Regions from separate parts of the Homo sapiens genome. Here all the other regions are linked to region 1. A link is a contact called in ENCODE Hi-C or POLR2A ChIA-PET data. All regions are on one chromosome and are shown on one strand. Each heading gives the region's core, a stretch centred on a gene start or an enhancer-like site at or near the end of the contact. The rest is flanking DNA. Distances are from core to core; before and after follow the strand shown.

Region 1 (4,065 bases), core at 1,146-3,645:
CACCACAGATGGAATAATGGCAAGAGCACACCTGAACAATGGAGGGAAGTAATTTTTATCCTTTACGCAGTTTGTCCCTGCTACTGTGTCCTGTCTCCATTGGCTAAAGCCAGACCTCACAATCTAAACTAAAACCTGATTAGCTAACAGTTTAAAACTTTTCTAAATAGGCAAAGGCAATAGAAAGACAAAGGAAAAGAGGAAGTTACTTACGAAAGGACTTAGAAAGGTAATAACATTCTTAAATAAGGAAGGGGCATAGGCTGCGAGCCGGGACAGGCCTGTGCGCATGTCTAGCATACAGTTAGTCTTTAAAAGAAACTACTATTTCTAACACTTATGATTTATTCTTGAACAAGAAGGGAAACTTTGAAGAGGAACTTTTTACTTTCTACAATTTCCTTGTCTTGTTTTTATAGTTTTCTTCTTCAAACTTTTTTTTTTAAATATGTCTTGGCTTAGTTGTTTTGATTAGCTTTTAAATGTATGGTATAACATAACATGACATCTAATAAGGAGAAGTATACTTATTACAGTTGCTAGAGAAGTAAGGACTGAGGCCATGGTCTCTTTCTGTTGGCTGAACTATTTCTCGAGCTAATTTGAAATAGAGTTGTTAATGCTGGAATTTTTTGCTAACTTATTTAATAAGGCAGTAAGTCCTTGGAGGGTCCTTGTTATGCTCCCATTGGGAGCAGTGTTGTTTGGAATAAAGGTGCAACACTGAGTTTTGATTATAATATAAACACTACCTTTCTTTGTTAATATTATATTTAAAGTTATCTTATTTTCTCAGGCCATTTGACTTGTGGGTTTTAATTGTTCAGCTATTTCTTTAACAGCATCTTTGGTATAGTTAATAAATTGCTGCTGGTAGTAATAAATGCAGTTTATTTAATCTACATTTTTATTAATTGCTACTCACTAAAACAACATTGACTTAAACCTTGCAGCTATTTGATCTCTGGTTTTAAATTTATTTGGTACTCTGTGAGGACCTCTAATTGCATCTGAATAGACATGGGAATCAAAATAGCTGTAAGGGGCTGCTTCTTTTGAGGCTTCTTTTATTTGCTTATGTCGTAATTTCTCTTTTTCTGATTGATGAAATGCCAGGGTAAAAGGGATAGCTAATTGAACTAGAGCATAAGTGCTGCTCTAATTATTTGGTAGAGTGTCTAGTAAAGGTTTTTTACAGTATTACTATGCATCCGCTTGGGGATGAATAAGGGTGGACTGATGGGTTAGCTTTTGGAAGTGCCTGACCTCGCTGTATCATGTTAAGTCTTCAAAGTACGCTAAATTTTCCTTTTATCGTTGGAGACACGAGGTAAAATTGGTCTTGGAAGATGGAGGCTGAATGGCCCTCGGGGGGCTGACCCTCAGGGTACTGCACTTTAGGAAATAGTAGAGAGAGTTTGGCACACTTTACTATCTTAGGCTGCAGGATTTTGATACCGGCCGGGTGCAGTGGCTCACGCCTATATCCCAGCACTTTGGGAGGCCGAGACGGGCGGATCACGAGGTCAGGAGATGGAGATCGAGACCATCCTGGCTAACAGGGTAAAACCCCGTCTCTACTAAAAATACAAAAAAAAAAAAAAAAAAAAAGTTAGCCGGGCTTGGCAGCGTGCGCTTGTAGTCCCAGCTACTTGGGAGGCTGAGGCAGGAGAATGGCTTGAACCCGGGAGGTGGAGCTTGTAGTAAGCCGAGATTGCGCCACTGCACTCCAGCCTGGGCGACAGAGCGAGACTCCGTCTCAGATAAAAAAAAGAAAAAAAGACAAAAGAAGAAAAGGAGCTACCATGCAGTCCATGCCTTGTCGATTAGAGGACTATCTGAGTGGAAAGGGGATAACTTGGACTTCTAGCCTACTGTGTGCACAAGCATAACAATTGCTTTTATTTAGAGTGCGGACAGAATATTTAATGTATTTTAGCTAGTCATTTACATCTTGATATCTTGTTTTAATTGCTGTGGTTTGCTTTAGATTTTTTTACTTTTACTACAAAGACTTTGGTTTTGTCATTTGGTATGAGAGGAGTGATAACTGAACAGGCATTAAAAGTAATAATTTGAGGTGAGTTAGATTTAGTTACATTAATAAGATGGGGAGTAGTTAAAGGAAAGAAAAGATAGATAAAGTTTTCTTAGCTTTAACTTGGTAGGGCTTGACCCTGGAACAATGACCTATAACTTTGATGGTGATGACGCTTTTTTGACTTGGGTATGATGTGTCTATCCTTTTCTGCTGTGCGAACGGCAGTCTCGGTGGTTAGCAGCACAAGGTAGGGTTCTTAGGCTGCCTCGAGTTTTTCTTCTTTCTATCTTTTGATGAGGATGTGGTTTCCAGGCAGGTGCTGGTGTACGGCTCCTCTGGTTTGTTTCCTTTCTTGGCTCATGCATGAGGTCGCCTGGTCCACATCATATGTGAGGATCATTTACTCCAGATTGCTGGCCAGTTTCTTCTGCCTTGTTGAGAGTCCGGGTCTATTCATCACACCAGATGGGTCTCAATTTCTTACTACCCCTGAGGCCACCACAATGAGGCAGTGGGAGACCCCCTCATGAGAGGACTAGAGACCACCCCAGAGGAAAATGTATCCCTGTACGGACCACCATTTCTTATATGTAAAAATGTTTATTTAGAAATAGAATGCTTGTTCCCCAGTGCTACAAAGAAATAACATTCAAACATAAATTTAATTCTCTTAGCAAGGCAAACTTTACTTTATGCAGAAAGGGGCTCATAGCAGATGGAATAATGGCGAGAGCACCAGTAGAGACAGGTTTTCACCATGTTAGCCAGGCTGGTCTTGAACTCCTGAGCTCAAGTGATCACCTGCCTCAGGCTCCCAAAGTGCTGGGATGGAAAAGGAGAGTGCCTTGGATTGGCCCTGGCGAAGCAGGGACCATCCCTTTATCTGCACAGGGCGCCAGTTCACCTCAGTCTTTAATTTGCCACAGACCAAATCCTTCATCTAGATAAGAACCTCAAATGAGGTACTTAAAGCCCAGAAAGCTTTGTAACTGCACCCTTGAGCTGCTTGCTCAGGCCCACTCCCACCCTGTGAAGTGCTTTCTCGCTTTAATGAATTCCTGCTCTCGTTGCTTCATTCCTGCATTTCATTTCTCTGCTACTTCGTACGTTTTGTTCAATTCTTTGTTCAAAATGCCAAGGACCTGGACAACTCGTAGTCAAGACCCTCTACCAGTAACACTTGTTGCTCCTATTCCTCCTGGTGCTATTTATTGCTACTGCACATGTACCCTGTGCCCAAGGGTAGAACGACTTTCCAGCTTCTGAAGCACAGAGGCTTGGGGAGGACAGATTGTCATGTGACTCAGGACTTCACTGAACCTTGTTCATACAGTTGACCACATTCCTTTGTTTGGATCACTAAGGGAGAGTCATTATCATTACAAGGCAAGATCCTGGGCAAAGCACATTTTAGACCCCAAAATATTTTGTCCTCTTTGCAAGGCATTTCATCTATTATTTCCTTTTTAATCCAGGATGGGCAAAAAAAGAAGTTGTAATGTTTGTATTCCATATTTGTCGTTACAAAAGAAAGATATTTTCATATTCCAAAATTGTAAAAGTAAACAAAACACAGTAACAACAACGAAAACTATAATCAGAAGGAAGGGCACCAGGTTCAGACAGTGGTGGCTTTGAAAGAAGAAGTAAGTGAGATTGAAATTGAGAGAATTAAAAAAAAGATTTTAAGTTTTTTTTTTTTTTTGAGACAGGGTCTCACTCTGTCACACAGGCTGGAGTGCAGTGATGCAATCTCAGCTCATTGCAACCTCTGCCTCCCTGGCTCAACTGATCCTCCCACCTCAGCCTCCTGAGTAGCTGGGACTACAGGCGGGTACCACTACGCCCAGCTAATTTTTATATTTTTTTGTGGAGATGGGGTTTAGACATGTTGCCCAGGCTGGTCTTGAACTCTTGAACTCAAGCGATCTGTTCATCTTGCCCCCGCCCCAAAGTGCTGAGATCGCATACTGCACTCCAGCCTGGGCAACAGAGCAAGGCTCCATCTCAAAAAAAAAAAAGAT
Region 2 (3,549 bases), core at 1,016-3,515, 150 kb after region 1:
GACCCGTCTCGGGTCAACGAAATCTGAGACAGTCAAGGTAACAGAGGCAGCTGTTCGAATAGATTCATTGGAGAGTCTAAGGCAGCCCTCCAGACCAAGCTGTAAAGCAGATAAGATAGAAATAATCACTCTGGTACCACAGTAGACAGGCCTTGTAGGTACTGGGCCGCTCACAGCTTAATCCGACTTAGAAAGCATTTTTGCCTCTGACCTTCTAGTTGAAACAAAATTAGTTACCAGTAGACTTAGGCAAATGCTACACTGCACACAGGCGCATAACCCCAACCTATATAAACACTAAGACAATTGTTGACACTTTGAGTTGGCCTGGTGGAATTATCTCCAGCCTTCTGCCTGTATCTGGTTACAGCAATAAATTCCCTTCTTTCCTAGTCTGTCTGCTTCTCGTTATTGGGCCTCAAGAAAATGCAGCCGGACCCGGCTTGGTTCCGGGAACAAAAATGCATATTTTAGGTAGGATGTAATTACAGGGATTGACAATCAAACACATACAACATACTGAAACCATGGACTATGTGTAGCATTAGACAGAAACAGGAAGCACCCAGGATAGGGAAATGGCTGCTTCCTGGAGTCTCTCCACTGCCACTCACCACTGCCACACTGGCTGCTCAGATATGTGGTTAAGAAGCCAAGGCTCACGTGCCCAAGAGTGTTCTGCCCAGGAGGGGAAAAATTCTTTTTCCTTCTACTCATTTTAGATTTACAGGCTGGGCCCTGTAAATTAGATTGACAAAAGACAGATTAACAAGATAAAAACGTTTTTATTTTATTTTATTTATTTTTTATTTTTTTATTTGTATTATTATTATTTTTTGAGACGGAGTTTCGCTCTTGTTGTCCAGGCTGGAGTGCAATGGTGCCATCTCAGCTCACCGCAACCTCCGCCTCTCAGGTTCAAGTGATTCTCCTGCCTCAGCCTCCCGAGTAGCTGGGACTACAGGCATGCGTCACCATGACCAGCTAATTTTGTATTTTTAGTAGAGATGGGGTTTCTCCATGTTGGTCAGGCTGGTCTCGAACTCCCAACCTCAGGTGATCCGCCCGCCTCGGCCTCCCAAAGTGTTGGCATTACAGGCGTGAGCCACCGTGCCCGGCCAAGAAAAAGTTTATTTTTATTTATTTATTTATTTATTTTTGAGACGGAGTCTTGCTCTGTCACCCAGGCTGGAGTGCAGTGCAGTGGCCCCATCTCAGCTCACTGCAAGCTCTGCCTTCTGGGTTCACACCATTCTCCTGCCTCAGCCTCCCAAGTAGCTGGGACTACAGGCGCCCGCCACCACGCCCAGCTAATTTTTTTCGTATTTTTAGTAGAGACGGGGTTTCACCTTGTTAGCCAGGATGGTCTCGATCTCCTGACCTCGTGATCCGCACGCCTTGGCCTCCCAAAGTGCTGGATTACAGGCGTGAGCCACCGCGCCTGGCCGAAAAAGTTTTTTAACATGTGCTGCCTGTATACACATGGGAGCATTCAGTGATGAGTAACTAAAAAGGGTGGCTAGAACTGGGGCTTGTCCAGCATCTTAACAAAATGATGAAGGGAAACAGTGACGGGTTAGTCAAAGCACATAAAATGGAGTCGGGAGGCCATTTCGGTTTGGACCTCAGGCCTGTCTTTTTAAAAAAAAAATTAAATTAATTATTTATTTATAGAGACAAGGTCCTACTACGTTGCCCAGGCTGGTTTAGAACTCCTGGGCTCAAGCAATCCCCCTACCTCTGCCTCCCAAAGTGCCAGGATTACAGGCATGAGTCACGGCGCCCAGCCACCCCACGCATGTCTTAAGCAGAGAACTTCCTGGCTAAACAACTGCCAAAACATCTGTGACTGCTTCCTGCTGAGCTGGGAAGTCCCCAGGAACAGGCCACCTTTTAAACAATTACAGCCTGTCTCCTGACTCCAAGACTGCTTTAGATACGATCACACTGATCATAATAGTTGAAAAACAACTTTTTTTTCCCTTCCCTTTCCTCCTTGCCTTTCCTCACCTCTTCCTTCCTCTCTTTCCCACCACCTCCCTTCCCTCTCCCCACGTTCTCACCCCCTCCCTACCTCATCTCCTATTGTCTTTCAGTATTGATGGAGCTGACATCTGACGGTGTGGGAGGCCTATGTGGATCCCAAGCCCTTGGTCCCTTGAAAAGTACAGCCTGAATCTTCATCCTGCCCCCCCACTGCAGCCCAGCCTGCAATGTCACTTATAAAGCAAACTCAACTTTGGTGTCTCCTCCTTCTCTTGTAGCTGTCACCACAGGTCTGGGTCCAACAGACCCTCTTGGCATCTGGTGGGCAGGGGAGGAGCCACTTGACTTCAAGAAGGTGTGTGAGCCACTGTCCACCTTCAGCATCCAGTCTCAGCCTGTGGAAGTCCTTAAGTTCTTTTTCTTTCCAGGCCCTGGGCTGAGGTGGTTAGTGAAGGAGAAACTGGAGAGACAGCAACTGCTTTGCTCTCGCCTCCCCTTCCCTTGCCAGGTCACACTGTGCTTTCACTCACCCAGTACCTGGTATTCTAGTGCCTGCCTTTCCAACCTCCCAGCTGACCCCAGGCCTGTTTATCTGCAGGATGAGAATGCTCCCATCTGCCCTGCATCTCCTGTGCTTCCTGGAAGATTTAGAGGAGCTTGGAAATGTTAGGTGCCGTGGACTTTTAAAGTTCCATTTTGCAAATGGGAAACCCACCTCCCCAAAGCCCCAGACCTAGCGAAAAACAACTTTTCTAGTCGCCCCTTTCCTGATTCATCCTTTTTTTCTTTTAAGGCCCGAGTCTCTTTTTTGATTTCTGGAGCACTTCTCAAGGTAACCTGGAAGTGTTTTCAGACTGCAGTCACTCACATTTGGCTCAGATAAATTATTTGACGTTTAAACCATGCCTCAGTTTTTTCTAGCTTCATAAGAAAGAACATTTGTAGAGAAATGATAATACAAAGGAAAACGACTTTAAGTTTCTAGGGTGATAAATTGTGGGAAAGTAAATATGTTTAAATGGGGGAACTAATAGATGGTAAGAGCTAGTTAATGAAGTTTGAAATGTAGATTCCTCTGGTGTCATCTCTGGGCTGATAAGAATCTACAGTTGTCTCCAGTGATTAACTTTGGTCCTTCCTGGTAGAAAGGGAAGGGCAGACACCTTTAAAAATTTTTGTCCTGGTGAACCAGGCGTGGTGGCTCACGCCTGTAATCCCAGCACTTTGGGAGGCCGAGGCGGGTGGATCACGAGGTCGGGAGATCGAGACCATCCTGGTTAACACAGTGAAACTCCCTCTCTACTAAAAATACAAAAAACAAAATTAGCTGGACATGGTGGCGGGCGCCTGTAGTCTCAGCTACGTGGGAGGCTGAGGCAGGAGAATGGCGTGAACCTGGGAGGTGGAGCTTGCAGTGAGCCGAGATTGCGCCCCTGCATTCCAGCCTGGGCGACAGAGCGAGACTCTGTCTCAAAAAAAAAAATTTGTGTCCTGGCTGGCGTGATGGCTCATGCCTGTAATCCTAGCACTTTGGGAGGCAGAGGTGGGAGGATTGCTTGAGCT
Region 3 (3,764 bases), core at 1,148-3,647, 250 kb before region 1:
GAGGTTGGCCAATGACTGCTCTAACAGCTTCCTGCTGAATTGGGGCATAGTAGGTGTTGTGTAGTTGAGATTTCCTCCGGAAGGGTGCCTTCCATGTCATTAACATTGGAGCATGGGCTAGCAGGCCGGTCCAGGGGTCTGCGGTGGATCTTAGTCATGGACTGCATCTGGGGCTCCATTTGAAGAACCATTTGTAGTTTTACAGTTTCAATTCTGGAAGAGACAAACGCTTCGGAGGTCCCTTCATGGTCGCCAAAATGTTACCGGGGATCCTTGCTCACAGAGCTCCCAAAATGGTGGCAAGCCGCTTCCAAGATGGTGGTGGGCGGCTTCCAAGATGGTGGCAAGCCTCGTGTTCTCTGACCTGGGGTTCTTGGCCTCACGGATTCCAAGGAATGGAATCTTGGGCCATGCGATGAGCTATTAGAAGCTGTGGGTCATGGAAGAGAACCGTGGAACCCAGTGACTAGTGTTCAGCTCGATTAGGACGAACCCAGGCACTTAGCCGTGCAGGAACAATGGCAAGCTTTTAGCACAATCGGGAGTGGCAATGGGAGTCTCGCTGGATCAGGAGCACAGCGGACACCCTGCCGGATCTGGAGGGATGGGAGTCAGCGGCGATGGGAATCAGCGGCGGGTCTGCGACAGTGGCAAACAGCAGTGGTGGACGGCAAGCGAAAGCTCAGCTCCAGCCGTAACAAACATGGACCAGAAGAGTGCAGTAGCAAGATTTAATAGAGTGAAAACAGAGCTCCCATACAAAGGGAGGGGACCCAAAGGGGGTTGCCCCATTTGAAGATTCTTTGAAAAAACTAACAGCAGGCAGATATGACTCTAACTCATCATATGAACAAGTTAGGATGAGGAGATACTGATTCCAGACCCAGAAATTATAAAAATATAGACGGTGACTAAAAAAAGTCTCACTCCCATCTTGTTCCACATCAGTCTACTTCCCATCCTCACTCCCAAACCACTGTTCCTAGTATCTTATCTATCCCGCCAGGGTTCCTTTATACCTTACTTATTTTCAAACTTTATTTATAGAGCCAGCTTATGCCTACATGAAAACCAACATAGTTAGCATAATTTTATAATGAACGAATCACTACAAAGGTATTTTATTTATACGTGTAATTTACAACTTGATTTGCAAATCAAGGGATTAAAAGTTAATCCCTCAGGGGACTGAAATATGAGTGTGTGTATATATCATATATCTAATGATAAACATATAGATCACTAGAATGTGTATCTCATATGGCGATCTTCAATTACAAGCATGAATTTATTTTTAATAAGCACTTACACAATGTTTACAATGTGCCAAGACTATTACAAGCACATTGTTTTAGAAATATAAAACTCTTTTAACCTTTTAGCCTACATAGCAATCCTGTGAGTTGGACACCATTATTAGTCCCATTTTACAGCTTGGCCAACTGAGGCAAGGGAGGTTATGTAATAATTTGCCAAAAGTTTTAGAATAAAATAAGTGGTATCAGGAGTCAAACTCAGACTGTCTAGTTCTAGAACATATGTTCTTAACCACTATGCTTTGCTACTTCTAAAAATGCCTTATTAACGTGATTTGTTGTTGGAATGGGGTGGCTAATGCTAATCAGATTATTGTTATCTCTGTCTTTAGGTCATAGTTTCCCTTTCTGTGTAAAATAACAAATTAATATAAATATAAATATAAACGCCTCAGTAAAGTGGCCTCAGATTATGATTTAGTGGATACTATTTCTGAAAAATATATTGCTTTATTATTTTCAAGATGACTTCCTACAAATTCTTCAGAACTGATTCTGGAGCTAATGGTAGCAATAGCTGCTCACATTTTGAATATTCATTGCCTTTTAAATAACTTTCATAAGTAGAAAACCTGGTTACTGAAACAGAGCAATATCTGTGACCCTGACTATCAAAATGTGTTTCCAGAATCTTTCCTGTTCTGTATTCCATGACTGTGAGTACAATAGGGTAACTAATATAGAATTTCAGTTCTGATGTTCTTATTAAAGTTACAGACTTCGAGGTATTGATCTGTCTTAAGTTGGCTGCCACGCTGATTTTCTACAATCATATTAGAAGTCTAGAAAACTCAAAGATGTGTTTTTAAGTAACTATATGTTAAATGTGATCAATTTTTTTCTACCTCTTACAATCTACATTAAAGTGTCGAAAAGAACTCTTCTTACCAAGGTCCCCCACGAAACCCTGCCTTCAAGCCTAAAAGAGCCTGAAGGCTGAAGAACTGGACTGCTGGTCCCGGATAAAGCCTGCCCTTTCTCAGCTGATTCTCTCTGAATAATGCCCACCTGCACACTGGGGGAAGAGGGTGGAGCCAAGAGAAGTTTACGCTTGTTCAGCGGGGAGGAGCCTGGCCTCTTCAGTTCCTGTGTGGTGGCCTGGTGTTCAGTCTGTGAGGTGGAGGGCCTGTTGGCAAGACTCCCTCTCGCTTTGCTGAGAGTTCTTTTTCCTTTTTCCTTTTCACCCAATAAATTCTGCCCCTCACCCTTCTATGTGTCCCTGAGCCTAATCTTTTCCGGTTGTGTGACAAGAACCCGGTTTTAGCTGAACTAAGGAGAAAGTTCTGCAACAATGATAAGGATGAAATGGACTAGCTAGTGATTTCTACTATGTTATTTAAAGTCTGAAACTGCCTTGAGGCACCCTCTACTAGCTGATCATTATTACTGAAATTTAGACACCGCTTGGTACGTGGTTTAATCATCCAGTTTCAGCAATGTGACGGGGGTATAATGGCTTTTCTGTACACTTGTATCTTGGCTTCCCTGAAAACAGATATCATGCATGCATCTTGGTGGTTCACACCCAAACACAGAGCACATCCAGTGAGCCTGAGGAAAGGCGCTGCTTGCAGGAGTCTCAGCCCCCTCTGTGTCTGCTGGTACTTGCTTTCTCCCGCTGTACCTTATCCTCCAGTTTATACTCTACCAGTATACCCTTTGGAATCTTGTGAGTCTTTTCAATGATCTGACTCTGTGTCACTACTCCAATTTCAGTAAAAGCAAACAAAAACAGAAATCGAGGCTATGAGAGTAGAGTGCAATAATGATGAATTCTGGCAGCCACCCAGGAAGACACCATTGAAAAGACAAGGTCCTGCCTCCCTTACGTCTTGCACACTCATGATGCTGAGCCTGTCAGTGACCAAAAATCAGACTACACAAGTCAGCCAAAAGTGAAACAGAGGTGTCAAGCATATGAACTGCATCTGAAAGTTTTTGCCTTCCTAAGAATATTCTTAGGCCTCTTCTTCACACACTCCAGAGCAATGAGAAACATTTGGAATTGAATTTTCCTATAAACTATATCTTTGCAGATAGACTTTTAAAACCAAATAAAGTCCTGTGGGTTTTTCTTTTCTTTCTTTTATACGAACATAACAACTGCTTCACTGTCATTACTTATTTTCCAATCTAAACCCTCCACAAGAGTCTAGAACACCATGTGACTCAAAATAAACTTTTCAATCAATTACAAGGCCATTGAAATGGAAAATCTTGATTTTTAAAAATGTTTTAATATGTTTCCTTAACCACATTGTGGCAGGCCAGGTCTCACTAGTAGCTGAGATTACAGGTGCACGTCACCACGCCCAGCTAACTTTTTGGTATTTTTAGTAGAGACAGGGTTTCACCATGTTGGCCAGACTGGAATAAACAAGTTTTATTGTCAGTCTGAAGAAATTCCCCAGGCCTCCACACACAAGTTTATTGGAGGTCTGAAGGAAC

The links. A loop is a pair of places that touch in the nucleus more often than their neighbours do. ChIA-PET counts read pairs that join two places held with the same protein, here RNA polymerase II (POLR2A). Pooled maps may share reads with other maps.
Region 2: a loop to region 1 is called in a pooled map, with 4 times the contacts of the local background. The contact joins two enhancer-like sites. A Hi-C loop is called at or near these places in 1 of 168 maps with a recorded cell type or tissue (endothelial cell of umbilical vein) and 5 of 50 pooled maps. POLR2A ChIA-PET finds 5 or more read pairs at or near these places in 6 of 52 experiments (B cell, H1, K562 and 3 more).
Region 3: a loop to region 1 is called in a pooled map, with 2.0 times the contacts of the local background. The contact joins two enhancer-like sites. A Hi-C loop is called at or near these places in 1 of 50 pooled maps. POLR2A ChIA-PET finds 5 or more read pairs at or near these places in 2 of 52 experiments (Caco-2 and activated T-cell).

Annotation. Positions count from the first base shown.
Region 1 is chr12:32,024,346-32,028,410 of GRCh38, reverse strand. No RefSeq gene overlaps it. Among named protein-coding and RNA genes, the nearest start is that of RESF1, 67 kb to the right of the region's middle. RefSeq lists an enhancer at 3,122-3,416. Within about 2 kb of position 2,395, at least 2 of the 41 ENCODE cell types and tissues checked have a DNase peak (open chromatin) inside an H3K27ac peak, as active enhancers do; they include B cell, where a contact is called at or near this core.
Region 2 is chr12:31,873,812-31,877,360 of GRCh38, reverse strand. LINC02422 (long intergenic non-protein coding RNA 2422) reads left to right here. Exons shown (of 2, transcript NR_135029.1): 2 at 1-392. Among named protein-coding and RNA genes, the nearest start is that of LINC02422, 12 kb to the left of the region's middle. RefSeq lists an enhancer at 1,652-1,946. Within about 2 kb of position 2,265, at least 22 of the 41 ENCODE cell types and tissues checked have a DNase peak (open chromatin) inside an H3K27ac peak, as active enhancers do; they include B cell, where a contact is called at or near this core.
Region 3 is chr12:32,272,549-32,276,312 of GRCh38, reverse strand. The region is part of intron 2 of BICD1 (BICD cargo adaptor 1); the gene reads right to left. Among named protein-coding and RNA genes, the nearest start is that of FGD4, 130 kb to the left of the region's middle. Within about 2 kb of position 2,397, at least 10 of the 41 ENCODE cell types and tissues checked have a DNase peak (open chromatin) inside an H3K27ac peak, as active enhancers do.